Linked DNA regions of Homo sapiens: regions 2 and 3 are each linked to region 1. Evidence: chromatin contacts called from ENCODE Hi-C or POLR2A ChIA-PET data. All regions are on one chromosome and are shown on one strand. The core of a region is the stretch at or near the end of the contact, and the rest is flanking DNA. Distances in the headings are between cores, read along the strand shown. Region 1 overlaps IGF1R (insulin like growth factor 1 receptor). Region 2 holds the start of LUNAR1 (leukemia-associated non-coding IGF1R activator RNA 1). Region 3 overlaps IGF1R (insulin like growth factor 1 receptor).

Region 1 (4,844 bases), core at 1,109-3,608:
AGTTATTTGCTCAAATAGGTTTGAGAAATGCTATTTAAAACATAAACAGGAGACCAAGGCAGGAGGATCACCGGAGTCAGGAGTTCACAAGCAGACAGGGCAACACAGCAAGACCCCATCTCAAAAAAAATCAATAGGAGGGAAATAAGTAATCAGCCTTTTGCTGGGCTATGAAAACATTTTAGGCCAGTGCATGAAAAGATGCTCAGAGGATTTCAGAGTTCAAGAAATGTTGGACTACATTAACATTTAATGTAGTCTTGAACCTTAAGACTCTTAAACCTGGAATATCACAATGCTGTCCAAATTATCCATCAAGTCTACAAAGACAGGAAATAGACTCAATATAGCCCCAGTACCCCGGCACAGTAATAGCACATGGTACATAAGGAGCATGTGACATGCATATGCAAATAAGAGGTACAAAATATGCAAGGTAGATAAAGTTCTAAGTAGTTTACATATTTGCCCTATCTTGTTTATACTATTTACCAAAAAAGGCTAAATGTTATTAACTCATTATTTCTATTCAAAAAGCATTTGATAAATAGCAGAAATTCAGTCAAGTACTTACTACTTTACAAAAAGCTCAGGTAAATAAATATAAATGGAAAACTGAGAAACTAGGTTCCACTATAAGCAGAGTCTTCACCAGCTATGGGTAGCTCTAATGGAACAGTAAAATCTTCTAATGGATTTAAATACGATCTGATGTGCGACATTAGTAATTTAATTTGGAGGGACATTTATTTCTAGCAAAAGTGATCAGGCAAGTCCCTTCTACACCCTAAAACCCATTTCTTTTTTGCCCCCAATTTTAAACCTGCCTCACTATTAAAGCTTCAAGACAAACTCTACAATCATTTTATCAAGCTCCAAACAAGCTGCAGAAGTACTAAAATTGTTTTTAAATTATAAATCAATTTGGGAAGAAGTGACATTGATAATATTCCAGTTTCTCACCTAGAGAAAATGGCATTTCGCTTCATTTAAATCTCTTTTTCTTTATTTTGAAACAGGGTCTCGCTCTGTCATCCAGGCTGGAGTACAGCGGCACAAATGTGGCTCACTGTAGTCTTGACCTCCTGGGCTCAAGTAGTCCTCCCACCTCAGCCTCCTGAGAAGTGGACATGACAATTGTATGCCACGACTCCCGGCTAAATTTTGTTTTGTTTTGTTTTTTAAGAGACAAAGCTTGCCATGTTGCCCAGGCTGGTAAATCTTCTTTTCTACATTGTTCAGTAAGATTGTGTAGATTTTCTGTAAATACATCCTACAAGTTTCCTATTAGAATTACTTCTTGTTATCTGGATTGTTTAATTAAAAAGAAATGCAGTTTTATTACTTCCAAAAACATTAAGCAATTCACTTATCTATCTAAACCGTAAGGAGATCCTTAAGGAGATAGACTGCCTAAAGTGAATAGTGAGGCATGATTTATAATTAGTATGTTAATTTCATCTGTAAATAGGAAACTATAAAACTTTTCAAGGTAGTTTAAAAAATTCCATCAAGTAGATAACATATTCACCTTACAATTTTATTTACTCTCTCTCTCTTTTTTTTTTTTTTTTTTTTTTTTTTGAGACAGAGTTTCATTCTTTTTGCCCAAGCTGGAGTGCAATGATGCAATCTTGGCTCTCCACAACCTCCACCTCCCGGGTTCAAGCGATTCTCCTGCCTCAGCCTCCTGAGTAGCTGGGATTACAGGCATGCGCCACCACTGTGGCTAATTTTGTATTTTTAGTAGAGATGAGGTTTCTCCATGTTTGTCAGGCTGGTCTTGAACTCTCAACCTCAGGTGATCCACCCGCCTCAGCCTCCCAAAGTACTGGGATTACAGATGTGAGCCACCACACCCGGCCTACTCTGTTAATTTAAACAACTATTAAATGAGACAATACACTGCAAAGCACTTAGAAAAGTGCCTGACACAGGAATAAGTTTTCTTTTTTCTTTTTTTATTTTATTTATTTTTTTATTATACTTTAAGTTTTCAATAAATGCGAATGTTTGTTATTACATAAATTTAAAAAAAAAAAATAGCCACCTGGCTCCATTCTTGGCCACAAACTCTGAAGAGGTGGAGTTAAAGTGTGTGAGGTATGTCGGATAACCTCCCATGCAAGTCACTACCACAGCTGACATCCCGGAGCCAGAGAACTTGATGAATGTCTTCAATGGTCACAGCTGAAAAGGGAACTAACTCCAGGTCCCCAGGCTGACTTGCCCTCCGAGCCTGGAGGGCAAACTCTGCTAATTAACTCTCTTTGCTTGGGTTCGCCTCTGTCATCTTCACCCCTGTGCCAACAGGCTATCTCCACAGATAGCCTGCTCTCGTGTGCCCTCTACTGGAGGGCTGTGGTTCCAGAGTTGCTCCAGCCTCGGACTCGGCTCCCCGCAGACGGAATGTCCTCCTCCAGGGAGAGGCTCGAGTCAAGTGCTAATGTGTTGTCAACCTCTGACTCCAGAGAAGCGGATTATATGATTTAATGATAGTTCCGCATCAGAAAAGATTTTGAAACGTGTAGCTCAAAACAGTAAAATTTCACAGTGATTATCTGAAACTGAAGTAGTCCAAACCGCTGACGGTGTAACCTGAGCAACTTGTTTTAACTCCTCTGAGGCTGTTTCCTCATCTGTACGGTGGGAATAGCAGTACTTACCTAACCAGGCTGAGGATTAAATGAATTAGTATCTGTAAAGTGCTTAGAATGGTACATAGCACAGAGCAGTGTTCTTAAATATTTCTTGAAAAAATTAATAAAGGAGAAGCCTACCTTAAACCTTCAGAGAAAATCTGAAGTCGAAATTTTTAAAAGCTAAATTTTAGAATCAATTGCATTTTAAAGTCATCATGAAACATGAGGTTGCTGCTACACAGTCACTTGTGCTGGATTATATAACAGGTGAAAACTTATTCTCTTGGGAATTTCCAGAACTCTGTGGCACAGCCAAAATACACCGACCTTGAATACATTGTTCTGGAACAAAGTGGATGTACTGAACACTGAATTGATGTTACTACTTCGTACCAAGCACACAGCACTGAATGCTCTCACGCTCAATTATCTGACAGTGATGCTAGTAAGAATAAAACATAATTTTTAATCTTATTTAAAATGTATTATGCACTCCCAGAGTACTTACAAGAAACTACTCTTCTGCTTTTCATGGATATCTATTCATAAGAAGAAAGACAGCTGGTTTTGGGGCTGGTGGTGGGTTTTTCCATTGTTTTCAAAAGACAGAGAGCTATGCATATGCTGACTTCCAAAGAGGCTATCATCAGTCACCGGAAATCCACAGAAAAGGTCACTGCCAGAGATCTGCCATGTGTGATCCACCCACTCTCACTTCAAGGCCACTAGCACCACTACCAGGCTGACACAAGGCCCCTGGGAAGGTGGCCCAGTGCAGGACAGACACAAAAGGGACCACAGTCAAGGAGCAGCCTTACTTTCTCACCTCACCCAAGATAGAGAGCTATGGGCCAAGGGAGGGGAAATCAGGATATGGCCACCCAGGCCAGGGCTGCCCCCACTCCTCAACCCTGCTCCCCTGGAGAAAGACCGTACTCTTATCAAGGGCCCTGTGGGTGACAAAGAGCTAGAGAGCCACTGTGACCACTGGGTTTCTGCACCATTTGGCTAATGAAAACCATGACCCTCTCTGGGTCTCAGTCTTCTCATCTGTGAAGTGGAAGGATAGGCAAAATGACATGAATAACAGAATGAGTGACTATAACCCAAGCCCACAGCTTAGTGTCAAGGATTGTGAGAACGAAGCAAAAGGCATCAAGCACTCTGAATTGTTCAAATAATGAAGATGATGCCCACAAAGACAGATAGAACATGCCTCAAAGCTTCTCAGTTTTCCTACGACTAAGATAACCAGTCACCATGTGGCATGACTCCGAGGACCACGTACAGGCTTTGCATCTTCTGTGAAGGCTTCAGTTGCCCTTGGGGATACATCGCCGTTCTGTCCACCAACACTCTCTCATGTTCTCAGGACATAATTACCTATTTCTGTTCTATCCTCACCCCCTAAAAGATTAGTCTAGAACCTGTTCTTATTAAGCTCTGCATTGTCATTGCTGAACACTCTGTCATGCAGTAGGTGCTCAATAAATATCTAACCCCCGTACACACATCAAAAACAAAAGAGCATCTATGGGTCTTTATACTGTAAGGTTTTACTTTCTTCTCCCCTACTTCCCTACTATTGGTCCCTCCATCTAGACCTTACGATCTGCAGTGGTCTACATTTGGGACCCTTACAGTAAACGTGTGCCACTTCTCTGAAAAGTCATGCAGCTGCTCCCAGCTCCGTCTCTGCATGACCAGGCAAGTGAGTGCAGACCTCATCTTACATCTGTGTGGTTCTCTTTTCTGCAGGCTGAAATGCTGCTCTCCCCATCAACTGTGAGGATGCACTTGCTGCCCTCTTGCCCACCAAGGTATGGGGCCTGGAGAGCTACGTTTGTGTCTGCTCTGACTTTGGACAGCCCCCACAGGGGTCATTCCCCGGCAGCTCATTCCATCACTGAGATGTGCTGAGATCCCAGAGCCGCCTGCACCCTTGAGGTTCCTCTTCGGTCATCATTCCTTGCTTGGACTTCTTTAGACGTCTAGAGACTTCCGAGGTCGGTGAGCAGACTGTGTCCTTAACCAGCATTTTGTTTCTCAGGGCCTCCCCGGGCCCCTCACCACCTCCCTCTCAGACTCCCAAACCCTGGAACTGAATTCAAGGCAACCTTCTTCCCTCTTTGAAAGGTTTAACAAACAGCGTCTCAACTTTAACCTTGGCAAGTACATTAACCAAGTTCCAGGTCACATGAA
Region 2 (4,844 bases), core at 733-3,232, 230 kb before region 1:
CTCCTCTATTTTGTAGATGAGGAAGATGAGATTCAAAGAGCAAATCACTTTTTTTCCTCGTCCTAGTTCTCCAACATGTAAACTGGAAACAGTACTTGCCATCCACAACCGTGAAACCCAACTTTCTAGAAAGAAGCATAGAGAAAACAATCAAAAAAGAAATAGTATCTCCCCTTCCAAAACGAAAGACAAAAAACCTTTCTCGGCCGAGCATGGTGGCTCAGGCCCATAATCCCAGCACTTTGCGAGGCCTAGGCGGGCGGATCACTTGAGGTCAGGAGTTCGAAACCAGCCTGGCCAACAAGGTGAAACCCCGTTTCGACTAAAAATACAAAAATTAGCCGGGCATGGTGACGGGCGCCTGTAGAAGCAGCTACTCGAGGGGCTCAGGCAGGAGAATTGCTTCAACCCGGGAGGGGGTGGGGGCGGGGCGGAGGTTTCAGTGAGATGAGATTGCGCCTTTGCACTCCAGCCTGGGTGACAGAGACTCTGTCTCAAAACAAACACACAAATAAACAAAAAACCCTTTCTCAATCTCTAGGCCAACTAAAACGTCCACGAAAAATGTAACTAATCCATACAATTGGCTAATCGCTACCTTCCCTCCTTAACTCGCCTAAAATCAGCAGAAAAGCAACTCTAAGTCACAGCTTTTAGAGCAAGTCATAAAAGAGCGTAAATCGCCTCTAAAGTTGCCTTCCAAGAAAAGGTAGAGGAGCCTTTATGAGATTTTTTGTTCCCTACCGAGACGTGTGGCGGGAGAAAGTGGCCAGTCTGCGGCTGAGCTGCTGCTGGGGAGGGCGGGCCACCTGCGGCCAGGGCGCCTAACGGGTCGGACTGGACGTGTAGGGGCCGGAACAGCCGGTCACCGCGCCCTCCTTCCCTCGGGAAACGGGTCTCATTCTCACACCCGGCCCCGCCACATGTCCCCACAAGGAGAAGGGAAGGGGCAGGAGGTAAAGAGGCACTTTCTCAGCATCCAAGGGCGCTACTCTTGCTCCTATCCGAGCACCTCAGGGGCTGGTGGGCTTTGGGGTGTTTTGTTTCACGTGCTTTCAGATTCAGAAGGTGCACCCGCTCTGCCTGGTTTTCTGGAGATAGGGCCAAGCATGGCACCCCCTGGGGCCCGGGAAGCGACAGGCTCGGGGACGCGCGCGCTCCAGGGCCAGAAATGGCACGAAGCCCGGGCTCCGGCGACCCCGACCCGCTCCACCTCTGCGCCCCCGACCACAGCCGAGGCGTCCCGGCGCAGGGAAGGTGGCGGGGGCGGAAGGGGCGCTGGCAGTAACCCGAGCGGCCGTAAAGAATTCTCCCCCACTGTGCGGTTCCCATTTCACAGACAAGACAGCGGAGACCCTGGGAAGGCAGGGACTTCCCCACGCTCCCGCGCCTGGGAAGCAAGCCCGGGTCAGTCCCGGCGCCCGGTGTCCCCGGGGGACCTCCGAGAGAAGCCGTGACCGAGGCCGGGCGCCGAGGCCGGGGCGCGCGTGGAGTTGATGCTGGCAGTGCCTCTTCCGGCTCCCCCGAGCATTTCCTCCCCCTTCTTCCCGGGAGGGACTTAAACGCTCCCGAGGGTGAGTGCGGGGGCCCCGCCGGCCCCGCACTCGACGTCCAGGCCCCCCGCTCGCCGGTCCGCCGCTGCAGTTCAGTCCCGAGGCAACAACAGGTGCGCGGCTCGCCGCACCCCGGCGCCGGCTCCGGGGAAAGTTTCCCTGGCCGCCGCGCGCTGTTTACGGGATCCTGTTGCAGCGCGCGGGCCCGGGGCTTTCCGGCAGGTCGAGCCATTGAAACCCGAGACGCGGGGAGGAGCTGTCGCTGCGCTCCGGGAGGAACGAGGGCGGCCCTGGGCCTGGCCAGAGCGGCTCCCCTTACCTGTGACTCAACAGGCGGCCTCAGCCTCCATCCTCGGGCTAGGCTGGCGCCGCGCCCCGCCCCGGAGGCTGTCCCTGTGCCCCTGGCGTCCTCCTCCCTCTCCCATTCCTCCCCAGGGGCTGCCCCCGTTCCCCGCTCCCCGGCCCCTTCCCCTCCCCCAGGGTCACCACCCAACAGTCTTCCCAGCTACCAACCCCTGGCTCCCCAGAGAGTTTGCAAAGATTGTGGGCTCCACCTTCCCACCTGATTCGCCACCCCAGGAGAATTTACTATTTCTCTTTCATTTGTGGGGAGAAGACACCGTTAACGCCCCCACCCCCCGCTCACACGCCCACCCTCGCCGGTGCCCCGGGCCTGAACGCGGCACATGTCAACCCCCTCCCACGCCCCTTCACACTTCTATTATTTCTGTTTCTTTGGACAAGAATCATTTGCGTTAACCTTTTTTGAAAACGTTCAAGTTTCACTCCAGTAAGCTTCCTAGAAGGAAGGAGGAGGTGAGGGAGGAGAGAGAAGGAAGAGGAGGAGGAGGAGGCTTTGGCTGCAGCGGCGGCGGGGGCGGCTTTTGAGGAGGCTGCGGCGGAGGCGGTTTTGGCGACTTTGGCGGCGAAAATTTAGACAGTTGAAAAATAGGCCAAAGCACACTGAACCTGCAGGACATCCCGTAATCTTTTCTGCCCATTTCAAAGTCTTTCCCTGTCCTCACCCAACTATTACAGGCCGCTTTTGCTGAAACCTGACAATGTCATTTAGTAAATGTTCAGCTAGTATTCATTTGAAATAGAAATAACCAACAGCAGGTAATTTCTTCTTGGCCTGTTTCTGCGTGTTATCCAAGGGGAGGTGGAATACAGTGGTGGTTTTAAAATGCCAGCAGCCTAGGAACCCAAAGGCCTCAGCAGCCTGGCACCTCCCCACCCCCCTGCGGCTCTTAGGGGCCGAAAGATTGAGGGTCGTGATCAACTCAGTATACCACTGGAGGCCACGTGAGTAAGCAGCAAACTGTTTCTCATGAGAGCAGGGTGTTGGCAAACTGACAACCTGTGTCTGCCGCCCAGAAGGACTGCTGAGGGCAGTCACCACCCAGGTGCAAGTGTTTAGGATTAGACACAACTGAAGCCTGTTAGTAATGAGAACTTGTGATAATCAAACAGCTGACCAGTCTTAGGGCCTCCTCCCTGCTCATTCTCCCAATGAATGCGAAGGGCTGTGGAAGCTCGGGGGGCTGCCTTCGCTCACTAGAAGCAGGGAGCTCCCTTCTTCCCGGTTTCCCCTTCCTTTAAAACAGATTTCTTTAATCATTTCTACGTTTGTCCTTTCGTTCAGTCCTGTAATGACGGTCTCAAGTAGTAACAATAACTGTCGTAGTGACGGTCTCAAGTAGTAACGGTAATAACTGTCATAGTGACGGTCTCAAGTAGTAATTGTGGCAGTCAGCCACAGGCACACAGGACTAAAGGTTCATTAATGTCTGCTGTAAAAATGTAGAATATATTTCTTCAAGGTCTGAAGTATACATTTTTTGATGTACGTTTTTGTTACATTTTTTAAAGTTCTCTTGTTTTTAAAAAATAACATGTATAGGGCCGGGCGCGGTGGCTCATGCCTGTAATCCCAGCACTTTGGGAGGCCGAGGCGGGCGGATCACGAGGTCAGGAGATCGAGACCATCCTGGCTAACACGGTGAAACCCCGTCTCTACTAAAAATACAAAAAAAATTAGCCGGGCGTGGTGGCGGGCGCCTGTAGTCCCCGCTACTCCGGAGGCTGAGGCAGGAGAAGGGTGTGAACCCGGAAGGCGGAGCTTGCAGTGAGCCAAGATCGCGCCACTGCACCCCAGCCTGGTCAACAGAGCGAGACTCTGTCTCAAAAAAAAAAAAAAATTACATGTATAGAGCTTGAACAGTTCTTTTAAAATATGTATGTGTGTGTGTGTGTATACAGTATATATAAAGAATAATGAACTGAAAAGTTCCCTGCTTCTCATTCAACTCCTATATCCAAAGTCAGTATTAGTCAAATACCTCCTCTTTTCCTTTTAGTTTCTGAGTTTTGCGTCTCGCATGAGTATTTTGAAACTACTCCAAAACTAGAAAATAATTCTTCTAAATTTACTTCCAGTATTTTTACTGTCTTGATTTTCAGATTTGAATTTTAATCCAATCATAATTTACTGACCTATATGGCATAAGGAATGGATCTAGCTATATCTCATGGTTCCCACACCATTAAATGGTATATTCTTTCCGCTACTAATTTGAATTATCTCTTTAACTATATATTAAATTCTCATACACATTCTAGCTGTTTTATTGACAGTTTTCCTATTTCTACAACAACACTGCACTATTTTAATTACCCTAGCTTTTAGCATATATTTGGATATCTGGGAAGGCAAGCCAGTTGCATCTAGTCTTTAACATCGGTTTGCATTAACATTTTTAAAGTTTCGAATCTTCCCATTACAGAACATGGCATCCTTTGTTTTATTCGGGTCTTCTATGTTTTTTTCTTAAAGTCCCACAGTTTTCTTTTCTTTTTTCTTTTCTTTTTCTTTTTTTTTTTTTTGAGACAGAGTTTCACTCTTGTTGCCCAGGCTGGAGTGCAATGGTGCGATCTCGGCTCACTGCAACCTCCTCCTCCTGGGTTCAAGTGATTCTCCTGCCTCAGCCTCCTAAGTAGCTAGGATTACAGGCATGAACCACTACACCTGGCTAATTTTTGTATTTTTAGTAGAGATGGGGTTTCACCATGTTGGCCAGGCTTGTCTGGAACTCCTGACCTCAGGTGATCCACCTGCGTTGGCCTCCCAAAGTGCTGGGGTTACTAGCGTGAGCCACCGCGCCCAGCTAATTTTTGTATTTTTAGTAGAGAACAGGGTTTCACCATGTTGGCCAGGCTTGTCTGGAACTCCTGACCTCAGGTGATCCACCTGCCTCGGCCTCCCAAAGTGCTGGGATTACTAGCGTGAGC
Region 3 (4,844 bases), core at 645-3,144, 170 kb before region 1:
CTGGCTTGTCCAGAAGGCCGCCCTCCATGACGAAGCGAAGGACTTGCTCGTTGGACAAGCCCTGGTAGGGCTGCTCGGCCAGTGTGGCGATCTCCCAGAGGACGACCCCGAAGGACCTACAGGGAGAAAAAAACTGTGAGGAGCTTGGAAAGGGATGGACTGAACAATGCTGCCCCCTCCTTTCCAGCACTTCTTACATCCCGAGCAGATAAACTGTCCTTACTATGGTGACAGTGCTTGTCAGACAGCGAGCCAGGCCCTGGGCTAAGTGCGGGATATCATCCTCCCTCTGTTGCTGCTAATGTTCCCCGTAAACTAAATTCAGCCCCGGTGGTGGAGCTAAGGAAGGTGGTGAGGGCGCTTCCGGCATCCCTTGCACGGTCAGGAAGCCCCTGATCTGTGCTTTGAACGCAGAGCATACTGGGTTCAGCATCTACCTAGTCCCGGCCATTTATCTGGCAAGGCGGTATCACCTAACCTGGCTTTGACCCAAAAAGAATGACATTCTTGTCCAAGCCCCAGCCTGGACATTGACTTAGTAGCCTCAAATGAGGCCTGGGACAGTCAAGCTTTACCAAGCTCCTCAGGTGATTTTTACAATCAGACAATTTTGGAAACCTCTACCCAGGTGGTTCTCACTGCCGGCTGCACAGGAGAATCTCCTGGGGAGGTTTTTAAACAGAGGGCTGGGCACCCAATAGAAACTCTGATTTGATTGGTCTGGGGTGAGGGCCTGGGACCTGGAATGTTTAGAAGATCTATAGGGATCTTGAGGTCCAGTTGGGCCAAGGGAGAAGAGAACTCCTGCTGCTCCCCCACCCACAACAGAGCTGGGGAGCTGCTGGCCTGCAGGGCCTCTGTGTCACAGGTGGGGGGACCAGGGTGGGCTGCACTGGCTGGGAGGGGGTATCATGGACAAAGAATCCTTAAGCAGAGAAGTTGGCTGAGGAATAACTTTGTAGTGAGCAATTCTGCCATATGCATGCAGCTTTGCCAGTTTAGAAGATCAAACCACTGGAAAACAAAACAGAGAGTACACACACAACTTTCAGACAGAATGTTAAAAAAGACAATGCTGGAATCTGCAAAACAAATGTGCCCTCCCAGGGCAAATTCCGTAATTCACAAATTCTCCCTGACCTGTGTGCCTTTCCATGTGGTTCACTTTGGTGGAGTAAAATAGGCTACTCATCACCAAGTAGGGGCGGGAGCAGGGTGGGGAGCAGGGATTCTAGCTGGACCTGTCCTGGGCTGCAGGTGCTGGTCAAGCCACATGGAAAAACCTGGGGCAGGAGATTTCCAACCAAGAGCTCTTGGGACCTTGACCTTGTGCCCAAGCCCACAGTGCTCCTGACTGTATGAGAACGTTTTATTCGCTGCTTCAGCTACTTTCGGTGAATCAAAGATTTTTGTACAAATTGATACTAAAAGTAGATGTTAGACAGAAATAGAATCTTAGCAATCAGAGGACAGACCAACCCAAGGTCCTTTTTAATTACAAGTGACCAAGAAATGCTGTCGTCTTCATGTTGTACAAGACACCCAGAGGCCAAAAGTGCAGTTTAGAGAGGCCTGGGCCCAGGGGAGAAGGGGCTCTCCATCAGCTTTGTGCGGGAAGCTCTGCCTTCCACAACCAGCCCAGCCATACAGGCAGCATGCCTCAGATGCCAGTGGCAGTAGTACCCACACATCTGAAATGCAGCTTGGTACAAGAAATGACTAGCTCTCCAACAACAAAAAATTAAAAATAAAATAAGAAGAAATGACTAGCTCTCTGCTTTTGCTGACTGCAGGCTGGTCTGGGAAATGGCCTGAGGATGTGGCTCCCTCCCAGACCCACTTCTCCTCTTGCCCCACGTGCCCTTCCTGGCTGTGTCAGCGGCTTGCAGGCAGCCAGTTCTCACGGCACGGCTCCCACCCTGGCCCTCCCGGCCCAACTGCTCCATTCCAAGTTCCCAGTTACTGGGCTACCCACAAACTCACTGCGTCTCACACTGAACTCCGATTTGTGCCCTGTTCTTCCCCCGGCTTCCCTGCAGCTGATGCCCATTCCACCCGAGCAGTCTGCCTGCTGTCACCCATGCCCTTGGCCTCCTCGGAGTCCCACTGCGAACTGTCCACCCAGGCTCACATCTGTCCAAGGTCTGGCACCCTCCTTCCGTCCCTCAGAGCTCCCTGAGTGTGCAGGATCCTGCTTGCCTGGCCCACCACCACCTCTCCTTTGGTTACAACATCTTGCTCAATGCAGCTGTATACTCCGGCTAACAAGAACTTCAAGCACAGCTCTAATCACCCTCTGGTTCAGAAACCTTAACAGGGCTTAAAGAATTAGTCCAGGATGCCTAATACAACAGCTGAGGCCTGTCTTGATCTCTCTGCAGCCTAAGTCCCACGAGGAAACCTCACCAACCCCACCTGCAGCAGGTGCTCCCTACTGCCATGCCTGCCCAGCATTCCCACTGCCAGGAACCCCCCACCCCTGCCCCGCCCCGCCCCGCTTCCTAGTGCTCTTTTTGTGACAATCCATACTTAGGGTGCCTACACAACTTCATCTCTTCTGTGAAGAAGATGATGCAACCCCAAACTGTCAGAATTGCCTCCTCTTCTCCACAAGACTTTATCCTTCCAGGACCAGGACGACGACGACGCTGTCATCGTCGTCATCGTCATCATCGTCATCATCATCATCCCCGCATCTTCCACACCCCCAAGAGCCTTACCATCACCCACAGGCAACGATACAGGAGGTAGCAGACCTAGCTCTCCACAAACGCTTGTCGAGGTGAACTGCAAAGCCTATCTCCTGAGCAACTCTTGTCTGAGGTCAACATCACCTGCCACTGAGGACCACTGAGTGCTAGAGTCAGTCGTCCTTCACAGCTTAATGTGACAACTGCAAGGTGTGGACACTGAACCATCTCTACACAATACCAGTTGCCACAGGAGCCATTTCAACATCTATTCAGGTACCGCAGACTTCTCGAGACAGACCTTGCCTTACAGATGGAGCAACCGAAGGCCAGAGAAGCTCTGAGGTTTAACCAAGGCCACACAGCCAGTCAGAAGCACCGAGAAATATGCAACACCTCTGTGTTTTTCAAAGCCGGTATTTTACTATGTGGTGTTGGCTCTTCATGACTTCATATAAAATCAAGTCTTCCATTTCATGGACAGATTTAATCTTCAAACAGTAGATACATGTCTCTGTGTAAAGCCCTTTCTAATTAGGAACCTTGACGTTGTTTCCCCAGGGGGAAGACCGGCGGCTGTGAGTCCCCCTGCAATGCCCGTGCTGGCTGGAGGCAGCATTCAGTAACTATACTTCCCCACACCAGGAGGGGATGGTAGCAATGGCCCACTCACCAGCAAATTAAAACCTACAGAGAAATCCACATTCCCCACAGATGGTAATTAGTCATGAAAGAAGCAAATAACCTTGGCTATTTGTGACTATTTGGAAAGCTTCTTAATAAAAAATAAAGATTATGTGTTGGGTGATCCAGATGCTCGGGAAGAAGCACAGCTCTAGGCTGTGGGGTGCAGCTCCCCAGTCCTTCGTCTGGTTTCCTCCATGCCTAGAGGGCACCCTTGTCATTTCAGAGGGACATGGTGCTACAGGGAGCTGCAGGGAGAGCAGCCACAGTGCCCAAGGGCCTGGGAATGAAGTCCTGGAAGACAGCAGGAAACTTGGAGGTGTTCTGGCTAGAACAGACACACCTCTTCGATGACTCCTAGACCTATCTTATCAAGAACAGAGCAAGGTATGCAATTGTGCTACAGAGAGAAGGTCCAATGGGTGTCACACAGAGGCTGACGTAGCAGAACACGAAAGATTTGCTAAGAGCAAGGATGTCTAAAGCATGAGGCTGGCCTGCCTTTGTGAGGCAGTGAACATGGAGTCCCTGGAAGGAAACCTCTTAGCAGAAGCTCAACCAGCAGCTGTCAAAGATCTGCAGGTGCACTGGGGACTGGGCCTGACTGCAGGGATACATCCCAAATCCTAAAATTCTGGGGTCTCTTCTACAAAGCCCAATACAATTCTTAGTGTTTCTTTCTAGATTTTTAACTATTTAGGAATCATTGCTTCGTGCTGCTGAATACAATCTGAAATCATTTCCATTCTTTTGAGAGGGACAGCTTTAGTTTAGAGCCTGGACCGCTGAGAAACCTGCTCCAACGCCCTAGCCTTCCTGACCTGTGCTATCCTCAAAGCCTGTGTTAAAAAGCAAACAAAACCTGAAGCGCTGTCAATGCCTGAGCATTTCATGGAATGAATACCAAACGCCTATTCATGTTTATACATATCTTTTTGTATTGGTTCACAGTAGTTATGTAGCCAAATGGACAGAATTGGCAATGAACACACTCTAGGTCCCTTTGTTGTTGCTTGTGCAGTAACTGCTCGTCAGAATTTGGGTAAAATTTGCCCGAGAGATATGAACAACACTTTATCCTTCTATTCTGCTTCTGTTCTCCCCGGCTGTATAGTTTTCTATTTTATTATACTACAAGCTGACCTCCAAGCTCCTGGAGGCACGAAGCCTAGAATAAACAGATGCATGCACATACCCAGGCTTGCTCTCTCCTCACCATCCCAATCTCTAAACACCATGCAGAGCACTTTGATTTGACAGTGAAGAGATAACCATCTTGGACAAGCTGATTGCAAAACAGATCTCATACTTGAGCTTAAGAAGCAATCATGCTTTGCCGGGTCATATTCAAATGCTATTTCCAATTTGCACCTGTCTTCAAAATAAGATCCAAGGCCCCTGAACTGTGAAAGGTTTACGAGGTTAAAAAAAAAATGATGTCAGTCACTATTGAAATAGTTCCTCTATGCG

What was found. Hi-C counts contacts between places; a loop is a spot of excess contacts on that map. ChIA-PET counts read pairs that join two places held with the same protein, here RNA polymerase II (POLR2A). Pooled maps may share reads with other maps.
Region 2: a loop to region 1 is called in a pooled map, with 8 times the contacts of the local background. The contact joins the promoter of LUNAR1 here to the enhancer-like site in region 1. A Hi-C loop is called at or near these places in 2 of 37 single-sample maps with no recorded cell type and 8 of 50 pooled maps.
Region 3: a pooled map shows a loop between it and region 1 (2.9-fold over the local background). The contact joins two enhancer-like sites. A Hi-C loop is called at or near these places in 1 of 168 maps with a recorded cell type or tissue (GM12878), 10 of 37 single-sample maps with no recorded cell type and 6 of 50 pooled maps. POLR2A ChIA-PET finds 5 or more read pairs at or near these places in 3 of 52 experiments (HEK293, activated CD8-positive, alpha-beta memory T cell and activated T-cell).

What each region holds. Positions count from the first base shown.
Region 1 is chr15:98,777,290-98,782,133 of GRCh38, reverse strand. All of the region lies in intron 2 of IGF1R (insulin like growth factor 1 receptor), which reads right to left. It overlaps LOC124903560 (a long non-coding RNA gene), which reads left to right. Exons shown (of 2, transcript XR_007064772.1): 1 at 1-4,844. Among named protein-coding and RNA genes, the nearest start is that of MIR4714, 4.7 kb to the left of the region's middle. RefSeq lists an enhancer at 4,024-4,844. Within about 2 kb of position 2,358, at least 14 of the 41 ENCODE cell types and tissues checked have a DNase peak (open chromatin) inside an H3K27ac peak, as active enhancers do.
Region 2 is chr15:99,011,842-99,016,685 of GRCh38, reverse strand. LUNAR1 (leukemia-associated non-coding IGF1R activator RNA 1) reads right to left here and starts at 1,982. Exons shown (of 4, transcript NR_126487.1): 1 at 1,873-1,982. RefSeq lists enhancers at 794-923, 633-1,408, 1,774-1,873 and silencers at 1,114-1,173, 1,244-1,313, 1,534-1,613.
Region 3 is chr15:98,943,846-98,948,689 of GRCh38, reverse strand. IGF1R (insulin like growth factor 1 receptor) reads right to left here. Exons shown (of 21, transcript NM_000875.5): 20 at 1-116. Among named protein-coding and RNA genes, the nearest start is that of PGPEP1L, 62 kb to the left of the region's middle. Within about 2 kb of position 1,894, at least 11 of the 41 ENCODE cell types and tissues checked have a DNase peak (open chromatin) inside an H3K27ac peak, as active enhancers do.